Regions from separate parts of the Mus musculus genome. Here regions 1 and 2 are each linked to region 3. The links are chromatin loops, found by intact Hi-C in ENCODE. Cell type or tissue: left cerebral cortex. All regions are shown on one strand.

Region 1 (4,000 bases), 590 kb before region 3:
GTGCTGACAAAGACCAGCAGTCTCAACTAACCAGGACACCTGAGATCTCTCAGACACTGAACCACCAACCAGGCAGCATACACTAGCTGATATGAAGCCCCCAACACATATACAGCAGAGGACTGCCGCGTTTGGCCTCAGTGAGAGAAGAAGCACCTAATCTTAAGGTATCAGGGAGAGGGGAGATATGATGGGGTGGGAGGTGGGGACATCCTCTTGGAGATGGAGGAGGAAGAATGGGATGAGGAACTGTTGGAGGGTGGACCCGGAGAGAGATAACTAGACTGTTAAAAAAAGGATATAATAATAACAATAATGATAATTTTTAAAAATACCCCTATAGAGTCTCCTCCAGCTGTCTTTGCCCAATCCAGTGGTAGTTCTCCTCTCCATTGTTCCCTCCCCAGTAAATAAATCTCCCTTATGTTGAGAATTTCGTGTCTGGGTGTGTTCAGTACAGACCCCAGGACCTTCACAGGGCCTTCATTGTTACCAAGACTGACAGTGATTCAGATCAATCTGCAGGACCCTGGTCCAGTTCTCACACTTTCTGGACCATCCTGCTCCCTTTATCTAACACCGACTCACTGGTGACTTTTCCTTAATTAGCGGTCTTAAACACTCCCCAGAACATCAGGTCACTGTTCTGTCTGGTGGGGGTGGGGAGAACCCACCCTGCCACAGTCTTCAGCAGGCCACAGTGCACTCCTTCAAATGACCTTTTAGGCACACTCTGGGCTGTGGAAAGAATGACTACCTCAAAGTAGTGGAAATTTTTTTAAAAATCTGTCTCCTATGCATTTTTGCCTCCTCAAAATCCTGTTGACAGGCACTGGAGTTTTCCTGCACATGAGGTACTCCTCCTGCTGAAAGTGTCATAGAGATCCCCTCTCTCTTCAGGACTTTCTGGGATCCAAGACCCTTCCCCTGAGACCACTCAATTGTCTTAGAGAAGTATCTAACTTCAACTTTGTCTCTTGGTGACATCTACTGATGGCAACTGCTTACACCACCACCACCACCACCACCACCACCAATGCCAACTCCACCATCCCTATCTATTTGCCTCTGGGACGTCTCTTAAAGAATCTCAAAGGACTCCTAGTCATATACTGGTACTCTCATGAACGGCCCTTATACCCCCTTGGTAATCAAACAAGAGACCTTTACAATTTTTATGGACACTGAAAGATGGAAGGAGACCCTCTTTTAATCCCCTCCCTCCCTGCCTGGCCCTCTCCAGACATCCCAGAATTATCTCTGCATTCCAGCTCTGTGCCAAGCCATCCCCTTACATTTTCTGTTCCCTGACTCACTTCCTATTCGTCATCAAACCTTCCCCCACTACTAGGAGGTTGCCATCAGAACTGCACTGCTATACCTTCTGCCACCCCAGCTCCCTCCTGCCCTAAAGACAAATTCCCTATCTTTGATCCTACTGATTAAACACCTCACCCTTGCCCTCCTCCTGTCCTCTCTCTCCTTCCTTGACAGCTCTTTCCCTCTAGTTCCTTCTCTAGCCCCTCTGCCTCTCATTTTGGTCCAGGCTGCCCCTCCTGGTCAGTGGCTCCTTTCAATTAAATTTGACCACCAATTCTAAAACCTGCCTTCTCAGATCCTTCTTCCACTCACATGCTCTAACTGTTCTCCTTATCTATGCTGTGTCTCTCCAGCTCCTAGAGCCTTCTACAGCCTCCCAAGATAGGCCTGAGGCTCTCATCTGAAATCTCTTGAATCTGGCCTGCTATACCTAAGTATCTCTGCTAATGGCATGTAGCATGTATGCTTCCCCTTTCCCTTGTCTTCTCCTCTCTCTCCAACTTTCTCTTGCCTCCCCCCAGGGGATGCAATCCTACCTTTGGCAGCCTGGAACCTTTTCCCTTGCTTCCTCCCACTAGGATCTACCTGCTTGCTCTACCTCTTCTCATGCCTTTTGAGGTCTATGCATGGCCTTGCCTCTTTCCCCTAGGAACTGCAGCCCCACCCTCTGAACTACTCCAATACCACTACCTCTCTCCCTCTGGTCCTGCCTATGACCTATGATCCTTTCTTGCTCACACAGCTTCTCTATAACTTTTTTGGCTTCTATGATATTTTATAGCCCTGTCCTCTCTCAGCTCCCTCCTGCAATATACTGTGACTCCTTTCTGCTCTTGCCCCTTGGAGCTGCTTGCAATTCTGCAGGCTCCCTAAGCCCTTCCTGGCCTGTGCAACACTTTTCTTGTCTCTCAGCTCCTGCCTCCAGACTTGCAGCATCTGCTCTTAGCTCCCTTCTAAAGTTTCTTCTCCCTAGAAGCTGCCTGCTGTCTCTTCCTAGGCCTCCCAGGAAGAGCTTGGCTCCTAGGCTTCTTCTCCTCTCACAGATTCTGTATGCTTGGGCCCAGGGGGCCTATGCTCCCTCTCAGCTTCCTCTTGGAGTTTATAGAAATTCCCTCCAGCAGAGCTTCATTTTTCAACCTCATTTTCTTCCTCGACATACTCATTATTAATAAAAGCTGACTTAGAGATTTATACCTACCTACTTATATCTTTACTAACAACACCAGACTTCTAAAGAATGTAAAGAAATAACAACAGATATTTGATAAATACAGTGTATTTGATAAATAAAAATTTATAAAGTCCTAGGATTTACTCGGCTTCTCAGTAATATTGGCTTAGTTTCTTCATGTTTGTTCACTTTGCTAAATTTTAACAATATTAATTTCTTAATTTAAATTTAATCTAATTTGCTAAATTTAAATTTTAACAAAGTTTAAACCTTATTTAGATAAACAAAGTCATACAAAATCTGTGATACTTTATTTTGATACTAAAGATAATTTAATTAAATGTTTAATGCAAGTTTTCAAAGCTCAAACTTACCAGGAATAAAGCTGTAAAATCCTAGTCTTATAAAAAAAAGCTCCCAACTTAACCTGTTCTGTAATCTATTTCATGATAAGCTTTATTTAGCCTCCTGTTTATGTTTTTAAGGTTAAGCCTAAAATCAAATATACTAAATAGATGGTCCTCAAACTCTCCAGAGATCTGCTAAATGCGGCATTTAAAATGTTTAAGCTTCCCGTAATAGAGACAAATGCCCCTTCCTAATGGGAATCTTATGATCTCACAAGATAATAGATGGTATACAACCACTCCACCTGAATTACAGTAATCCTAACCGCTAGTCAAATGAGCCCCATGCCTTGCCTGCAGCCAGTCCTCTACCAAAACTGTGAACACTTTTGAGTTGCCCTACTCTGCCTGATCGGTGAAAGGTCAGTTTTCCCAAGTTTCTCTACTGGAAAAACTCACTCAGACCTGGGTCTGACAGCTGTCTTCCTGCTGTTCTGTGTGGCAGCTGAATGAAGTTGAAATGCTGTCTATATGACAGGTGAAAACCAAACATTGTCCAGCTATGTTTTTGTAGACCACAAAAAAACTAGACAACCATCTAGGTAATGAATAAGTCTCTTTCATTTTGATTAATACATAGGCCATTTGGATTATACTTCCTCCTATAATTTATCCTTCCCAAAACTCTGAAGGTGTTGATGACTAATCTGAAGGACATTTTAATAGCATCATGATACCAGCTCCTCCAGGCTTCAGCCATTTCTCAGTTCTTTTCATAGGTAAAAGTCCAACCTCTGGCCTCACTGGAGAGCTACTATGACTCCAGCCAAGAAAAATAGTGTCTTAGCTAGAGTCACTCCAATAGACTCCTGTACCCTCTCTAGTCCCAGGTCCCCAGCTAGTCACCAGAGGTGCCCTGCACATATTTTCTCTCTCTTAGCCCTCTTCCAACTCCTGATCAACATCCCCATTTCCTTTCTTGCCCCTCTCCTATCCAGTTCCCTTTCTCCATCCACCTCTGATGACTATTTAATTTCCTCTTCTGATTGAGATTTGCACATCTTCCCTTGGGACTTTCTATTACCCAGTTTCTTTGGGTCTGTGGATTGTAGTCTGGTTATTCTGTACTTTATGGCTAATGCCCACTTATAACTGAGTACCT
Region 2 (4,000 bases), 240 kb before region 3:
TAATCAGCACCCTTTTCCCAGTTCCTCAGTTGATGGATGCCCTTACCCTTAGCTGTTTTCCACCTATCAGCAAGAATATGAACTCGGTCCAAAGCAAGTGTGGAAAGGTTCTTCTTCCACACCCTCTGCAAAGCATACCACGCTGTGGTCTTTGCTCTTGCAGCCTTCTAAGAAACTCTTCTCACTCTTGTGTGCCTGCCAGAATAGCCTGATCATTTGCAGATTACACCATATTGCTCTCTTCTCAGAAATTCTCTAAATGTTTTCCATTTTAATTAGGAAGAGATCCAATATCCTAGATGTGGCTGTGCCTTGATCTCTACATGCATGTCTTTTCTCAAACTTACTCTCCCTATCTCCTGGCCCTAGTCTTCATTTTTGCTACAGCATATTCCAAGCTCATTACTGACCCAGGTTTTCTCTCTTTTCCCCTCATACTCATTTCTCTTTCTCTAGCATACTCTTCCCGTACACTGTGACACAATAGTTTATTCATATCTCAACTCAACATGTCCCTAGGCCTTGTCTCTCCTCATTACTATCTACATATTTAATTGCAGTAGACTGCCTAGGAGCTTTCTACCACTTCTTTCTGTTTTCATTTTTTGATGTTTCCTTGAGACTGGGTCACAATATGAAGCTCAGACTGGCATACAACTGATGCTGCGCCTACCTCAGCCTCCCAACTGCCGGAAATACAGTTGCAGTGTGTGCATGCCACTGGAATCTCCTTTCCATTCCTCCCTCCATCTCCCCCTCCCTTCTTCCATGCCTCCCTCTGTCTCTCCCTCACTTCTTTGCTTCCTTCCTCTTTACTATTCTTAATAGCACATATTATTTTTGCTTTTTGCTTTTTATTTTCTTTTTCTTTTTTTATAATGAATTATTTTTCCATTTTTATTAGGTATTTAGCTCATTTACATTTCCAATGCTATACCAAAAGACCCCCATACCCATCCACCCCCACTCCCCTACCCACCCACTCCCCCTTTTTGGCCCTGGCGTTCCCCTGTACTGGGGCATATAAAGTTTATTTTGTTTTTCAAACAGAGTCTCGTTTAGGACTGTCAGACTGAAACTCACTTATGTAGACCAGGCTGGGTTCAAATTCAGAGATCCACTTGCCTCAACGTCTTAAGTGCTGAGACTAAAGAATGGACCACCATGGCTGATTTTGACCTATTTTTAAAATTCTGCTCTTTCCTGTATGTTCTTCTTAACAGACTCCAAGTTCCTTGGTTGTTTATGCTGTGCCTTTTGTTTTTAGTACATTGGCCAGTACATAATTCATGCTCAATAAGTAAATGATGGCCAAAGTCAAACATTTAACCAATTCTGAACTGCATATACAAATCAAAGACACAAAATAAAACTAGCTGGGTCTCATGGCTGCCTGAGAGAAGCCTTGGCTGTACCCCATGCAGTTGTCAGGTGGAGAAACTGTTCTTGTTGAGTCAAAGGAACTGAAACCAAACTGTGGTCCCAGAAGACAGTAAGTAGACCAAGATCTTCTTTTCTTCTCCCCTCCCTCTCTCTGTCATCCTGTGTTGGCTCTTTTCCACTAAGCTAAAAACAGACAAGTTCAAAAATGTCTGCCACTAGCATTTCAGAATCCTGAAGTGGGGGGAATACTTTGTGTTGTTTTTCCGCTGTCTTCAATTCATTCCTCCACCCTACCACCAAGAAATTCATGGGACACTCTTCTTTGACAGTTAGAGGTCATGGCTGTCCTTAAGTCTATCTCTGTCAGAACACTTTCCTAACTAAGCATGCTGTTTTGCAATACTTCCTGGACTAGTTTTGATCTTGAGGTTGGCTACCGAGCTACTCTAGGGAAACTGACTGGATGGTGTATTCAGAATATAAAATAGAAAGATATAAACACATGCCTTGGCTCTTAAGACTACCACCCTCAAAATGCTGACTAGATTATGGTGATGTACTGAACTTTTTTTGTGTGCCGTTATTTTTCAGGTGCTTTAATAGCCTCAATAATTCCGTAAAACCAGAGCTATTCAGATTTTTTATAAATAAGAAAAACATACAAACTCAGAGAGAGGATAGGTGGATAAAGTCACAAAATGTGATCATGATGTGTTTATCTCCAAGTTGCATCTACCTGTACTACTTAGTTTTTGATAAGGAAAGCAGGCCAACTTATGGCTTGGATGCAGGCAAGGATGCTCATGTTCATGGTGCAGCTCTGACTTAGAAAAAACTCAAATAGGTGAGCACTGTGCACAGACTGCAGCAATGACACACTGAAGGCTCTCTGGAGAATGACACTCTATATAATATAATTACATTATAATCACAAGGACAATTCCTGGCATCATTTAATGATATGCAGAAAAGTTTGCATCTAGATAAGGTGATCGGTTAAGACAAGATCAGGAAATTTCAAAGAATAGTCAACGAAGTGAGAAGCAACTCCAAAATTCCATGATTTAGATATGGAGCCATGTGGAGCCATTTTCACACACTGTATTCTCCTACCCAGAAAGTTGTGATGTGACACTAAATGCTGTATGAGAAGACTTTAAATCTAGTGAGAAGCTTTAATTACCATTTTTGAAATGAGTATCTCCGTGTTCTTGTGTATTAAAGCCTGTGGCTTGGGCATGGTTCTAAAGCCAGAGAGGCAGTGATAACTTAGACCAAGTTTTCACCCTCGAGGTGCCCACAGTCTAAATGGAAGAAGCAATGGATAAAATGGTAAGTAAAGCCCTTTCTGGAAGTTTCTTATGATGGTAACTATGCCCAGGCCATTGAGCAGTTATATAATGGAGACAAAGAATAAGGGCTTTTCTTTTGTGTGGTTTCTCAAGATTGCTTCTTTAGAGGGATGATATTCAAGGCAATGAGAAGGTCAAAGAAGGGTCATTGCTAGGCTCAGGGCAGGACTGAACTGAATTTGACATATCAGAATGAGGAATGTGGTTTATGTCTCAGTGTGTCATGGGAAAGAAGGGTCTTGAACTGATATTCAGAAATGGTTGAGTCATATAGATTGGAGGCCAAGAGACAAAGTTGTTCAGTGTGAGAAACCATTGGCAATGATATGCACATGTGTGAATTGGGGGCAGAAATGCACAGAGAGATCCATTATCTCTGATTAACACAGGGCAGAGAATACTGCTGTGTGAAAAGCAGAGGTAATTACTGCCCAGGTCAGAAGTTTCCTTGGAGATAAATTATTATATTAGATGAATTGCAGACAAGACAGGTTTACCTTCAGAGGTTAACTACATATTTTTGCCCTTTCATTTCTGTAATAGGTCAAGTTTGATAAAAAGTGTAAAGGGTTCAAAAATTATTTAAATTTATTAGATTAAGATTTTTGAGAAGAAACCTTTAAAGGGGTAATTGAGTATATTGCCCTAGCCATTTGAACATATGGATACAGGTATCCAGTGACAGCCATCATGATCCTTAATTTCTGTATGCAAATAAAGTAGAAAAGGCTATTTTCCAGCCTGCAGAAACAAATTCTCTGATGTGCCCTCATTTGCTCCTTCCAGAGCATCAGTGACTATTGAACCCTAGAAGTACCAGCGCACCTTTTTCATAAGTAGTTATTATAAATTTCCTCTGATTGTTAAAATTATTCCAAGAGAGTAAACAATCTAAATGGTTGTCTTTACGTCATCATTAGTTGGAGCGAACTTCTAAGGACCATGGGTTCAGAGATGTGAACTGCTGAGGAACTATTGAATACATTATTGAAAAGTATGCTCTTAGTTGGCTTGCAGCCCAATATCAGTCAGCAAGGGAGCAGAGGACAAAGGTTCAGGCTGGGGACGTCCTTGGTGGTTAAAGTCCTTGCTGTGCAAGCTGGATCTGAGCTGGAGCCCCAGAGCCAGGTATAGCAGCTCACATCTCTAATTCCAGCACTGGGCTGATGGAAACGGGAGGATTGCTGGGGCCTCACTGGACAGCCAGTCTAGCTTCCTGGCAAATTCCTGGTCAGTAGTAGACTGTGTGTAAAACCAAAATAAAA
Region 3 (4,000 bases):
CTTCCCCTTCTTCCCCTTCCCCTTCTTCCTCTTCCCCTTCCCCTTCTTCCCCTTCCCCTTCTTCCCCTTCCCCTTCCCCTTCTTCCTCTTCCCCTTCCCCTTCTTCCCCTTCCCCTTCTTCCCCTTCCCCTTCTTCCCCTTCCCCTTCCCCTTCCCCTTCTTCCCCTTCCCCTTCTTCCCCTTCCCCTTCCCCTTCCCCTTCCCCTTCCCCTTCCCCTTCCCCTTCCCTTCCCTTCCCTTCCCTTCCCTTCTCTTCTCTTCTCTTTTCTTTTCTTTTCTTTTTTTTTGAGACAGGGTTTCTCTATGTAGCCTTGGCTATCCAAGAACTCACTTTGTAGACCAGGCTGGCTTCGAACTCAGAAATCCTCCTGCCTCTGCCTCCCAAGTGCTGGGATTAAAGGTGTGCACCACCATGCCCAGCCAGGATGATATTTTCTAGTTCCATCCATTTGCCTGTAAATTTCATGAAGTCATTGTTTTTAATAGCTGAGTTGCTAGGAGCCAACCATCAGACTGATCTCAGGGACCCCGGTGGGGGAACTGGCAGGAGTGGAGGGGGATTGCAACCCCATAGGAAGAACAACAACCAGAATACCCAGTGCTCCCAGGGACTACACCACCAACCAAGGAGTGTACAGGGAGGGATTCATGGCTCCAAATACATATGTAGCAGGGGCTAGCCTTGTCTGACATGAATGGGAGGGGAGGGCCTTGATTCTGTGGAGGCTTGATGCCCTAGCATAGGGGAATGTTGGAGCAGTGGGATGGGAGAGGGTGAGTAGTTGAGGGAGCACCCTGGTAGAGGCAAAGGGGAGAGAGGAGAGGGCAGATATGGGGTGGGGAGGCTGTGGAGGGGTAATTAGGAAGCTGGATATCATTTGAGATATAAAGGAATGGAATGATCAATTAAAAAATAATAATAATTAAACTATAAACAAAAAAAGAAAGATGTTTCCTCACAAGAGCCCATTCTTGGACCATGTTCTGAATCCCAATAAAGTAGAGTTTGGGGTAAAATACAAATCTAGTTCTGAATTCAAAGAGCATATTCTCTAAATCTTACATTACTGTAGAAATGGGAGCCTCATATTCTCCTATGTATCTCGTCCCCAGCCTTCACTGGGTATCTGCCCTATGTCCGGCAGTGTTCTAACACCCTCAGGAACTATAGCACTGAACATGGCTTTGGCTTCTCAGAATAAAAGCTCAAGTTTCTTCCAGTGTCTGAGATATAAATTTCCTACACCACTAGATAATACCTATGCCTATAGGTTTGTGCTATCAGTATTATAAATAATCTGATTAGTAACATTAGTCACACTATTCCATATTAACAAGAGCCATGCTTCAATATTTTCTATGTTCATAGTGAATCTAAACACGTTCTTTTCCTTAATGATAGCAGAGAACCACTATACCTTATTAATTACTCTGCTTTTACTTCAGCAGACACTAAATAAAAATGTAACCTTTAACCCTCCCCCATGTGTATGTGTTTGTGTGTGTGTGTCCATATGCACACATTGATTCAGATAAAAGCTCATTTTTTTGAAAAAATATAATCAACTACCACCAAACTGAAAACTAATAATCCTTGGAGTGTAAATCTGAATTGATGTTGCACAGTGTTTGTCTTTGGTCTCGAATAGGCTACCTAGTTGCCAGAGAAATGTGCATGGGGAATATCAAAGAAAGCAATAAACACACTAACAAGTAAATGCAGATAACACATAAAGGTAAAAAAGAGAGGAGGGGGCTGAGGTAAAGAATTAAGTTTATCCAGAATGTTGCAATCTATGAACGTTTCTGTTTGTGTGTGTGTTAGCATTTTTATGACTTTTGAATGAGGGCCTCATGTAGCCCAGGCTGGCCCTGAGCTTGGGATCCCCCCACTTTCAACTCAATAGCCGAGATGCCAGGAATGTACCATCATGCCAATCTAAGTGTTTGTTCTTACTGTTCTGTACATGTATATAATCAAGTGAACCATGATGATTTCATTATTCTAGGCATACAATTCTTTATCTCTTCTGTATGTTTTAGATCAACTATTTAACAACTTTGTTACTCTGTGGGACATCATTAAAACAAAATGATTTTTATCCAGGCACAATAGTACATACATCTGATGCCAGCACTTGGGAGGAAGAGGCAAGTGGATCTATCTTGTATTCAAGGACAGCCTGGAATTCATAAAAAAACAAAACAAAACAAAACACTGTCAAACAAAAGTAAAGAACAGAAGCCAAAATAAACATGGACTCTTCAAGTAGATTGGTGGATGCTAGGTTTACTTTTGTGAATAACAGAGACAGTATTGCCACCTAATGGTAAAAATACATACTGAAAAATGTTCTCACAGCAAATTCTCTGATCCTCTCATTTTTACAATCTTTCTGTCCCCTTCTCAGAATTGTTCTCTGTGTCTTAGGTGTGGAAATGTTTTGTAGATAAATCCACTGGGACTGGGCTTGAAAACTCTGCCTTTTAGTTAGTTGTGGTTTTCTTTTGGAGTCTCTGTCTCTTTCAAAGAGAAGTTTCACTAATGATTGGTGAATAGTACACTGACCTTTAGGGACAAATATTGATAGACTGTTATTAAAGACTATGCTAGGTTTGTTTGCTTGTATTTTGTTTTGTTTTTACTTTTTTTCCCCCACCTACATTCTCTTTGGCAGGCTTATATCTGAATTTTGATGCACCTGGACAATATTGGGTATTTTTTCCTCCTATATATTGATATTGTTGTATGTTAATTGTTTTTGAGCACCTGAACAGTGTAATTTCCCATCTCAGACTAGAAAGTACTTGATTTTCCATGGACAACTGTGGAGCCACAATAATGTGTTAAGTTCCCATGAATTTTACTTATACTTAAGTCATGTTATTTGTGCCTTGAAAAGTACAGGCTTTCATGTATTAATGTACTTTTTGTACAATTCATAAATATATGGACATACAATGAAAGAGAGCATGCAAAATTTCAAGAATGCATTGATACCAGGGACAGAAACTATAACATATTTGGTTATTCTTTCTTCATGATCTTAATAGGAATCAGCAAAATAGATTTTTTTTCAGGATTTTCTAGACAGGGTTTCTCTGTGTAGCCCTGACTGTCCTGGAGCTTACTCTGTAGACCAGGCTGGCCTTGAACTCAGAAATCCTCTGCCTCCCAAATTCTGAGATTAAAGGCATGTGCTACCACTGCCCAGCAGCGAGATAGATTTTTAAGGCATGTCTCATATATTTCTACAAAATTTATATATATATATATATATATATATATATATATATATATATATATATATATATATATTTAAATGGATCTTTACATTGTTGTAAATGGAGTCTTTTCCACTGACTACTTGATTATAGCAAAACTATTGTATTTTCTATATTGATTTTCTAAGCAACCCAATAAAAGTTTCAGCTGTTGCCAATATTTCTACACTAGTTGTCTAATATCTTTTCAAGCATACAAATAAGTCTATCATGGAGAAAAATTAATCTCATGCTTTTAATAGTTATGTCTCCCATCTTTCAATTGATATAATTTGTTGCTTGATTTCTCTAAATCCCAATTCATAACATAGGAGCTGTTCTGACTTTAAAAGAATGCTTACAGTTTGCAGCTATAAGCACAATCTTGGAATTTGGCCTGGCATATTCCATAACTTCTTAGGTATATAGGGAGTTTCGTTATTTTCTGAGATGAGAAGGAATATCTGATCACTCCAGATAGGAAACTGGTGGCAGATCCAAGTAACGCTGCCACCAAAGTTTAACTCAGTAAACCAATGAGTTTGTTGGGGTTACTTACAGGAGTGTGGGTAGGGGTTTACTTCCAGAAGCAGAACTGACTCAAAGATATCTTCAATCACTCACAACCGCACAGCTGACAACTTATGAAAGCTTGGATCCTGAAACTTAAGCTACAACTTTCAAGCAGCTTGACAGACTCTTTTGGCTGTCTCTTCTGGGCAGCTCAGTTGGTCTG

What was found. Peaks named below come from ENCODE experiments on the same cell type or tissue, not always from the same donor. Only the 100,000 strongest peaks of a DNase experiment are listed, where the experiment ranks them.
Region 1: it touches region 3 in a loop (2.4-fold over the local background); 2 of 42 quality-filtered maps call a loop at or near these places.
Region 2: it touches region 3 in a loop (2.7-fold over the local background); 2 of 42 quality-filtered maps call a loop at or near these places.

What each region holds. Positions count from the first base shown.
Region 1 is chr3:60,127,729-60,131,728 of GRCm38, forward strand. It overlaps Gm24382 (a small nuclear RNA gene), which reads right to left and starts at 19; the gene lies at 1-19. In left cerebral cortex, no CTCF peak of the experiment used is centred here; a DNase peak (open chromatin) is centred at 2,246.
Region 2 is chr3:60,480,439-60,484,438 of GRCm38, forward strand. It overlaps a transcript of Mbnl1 not described here. Among named protein-coding and RNA genes, the nearest start is that of Mbnl1, 19 kb to the right of the region's middle. In left cerebral cortex, no CTCF peak of the experiment used is centred here; a DNase peak (open chromatin) is centred at 1,511.
Region 3 is chr3:60,718,231-60,722,230 of GRCm38, forward strand. No RefSeq gene overlaps it. Among named protein-coding and RNA genes, the nearest start is that of Gm38326, 68 kb to the right of the region's middle. In left cerebral cortex, a CTCF peak has its summit at 2,337 (motif pointing left); no DNase peak of the experiment used is centred here.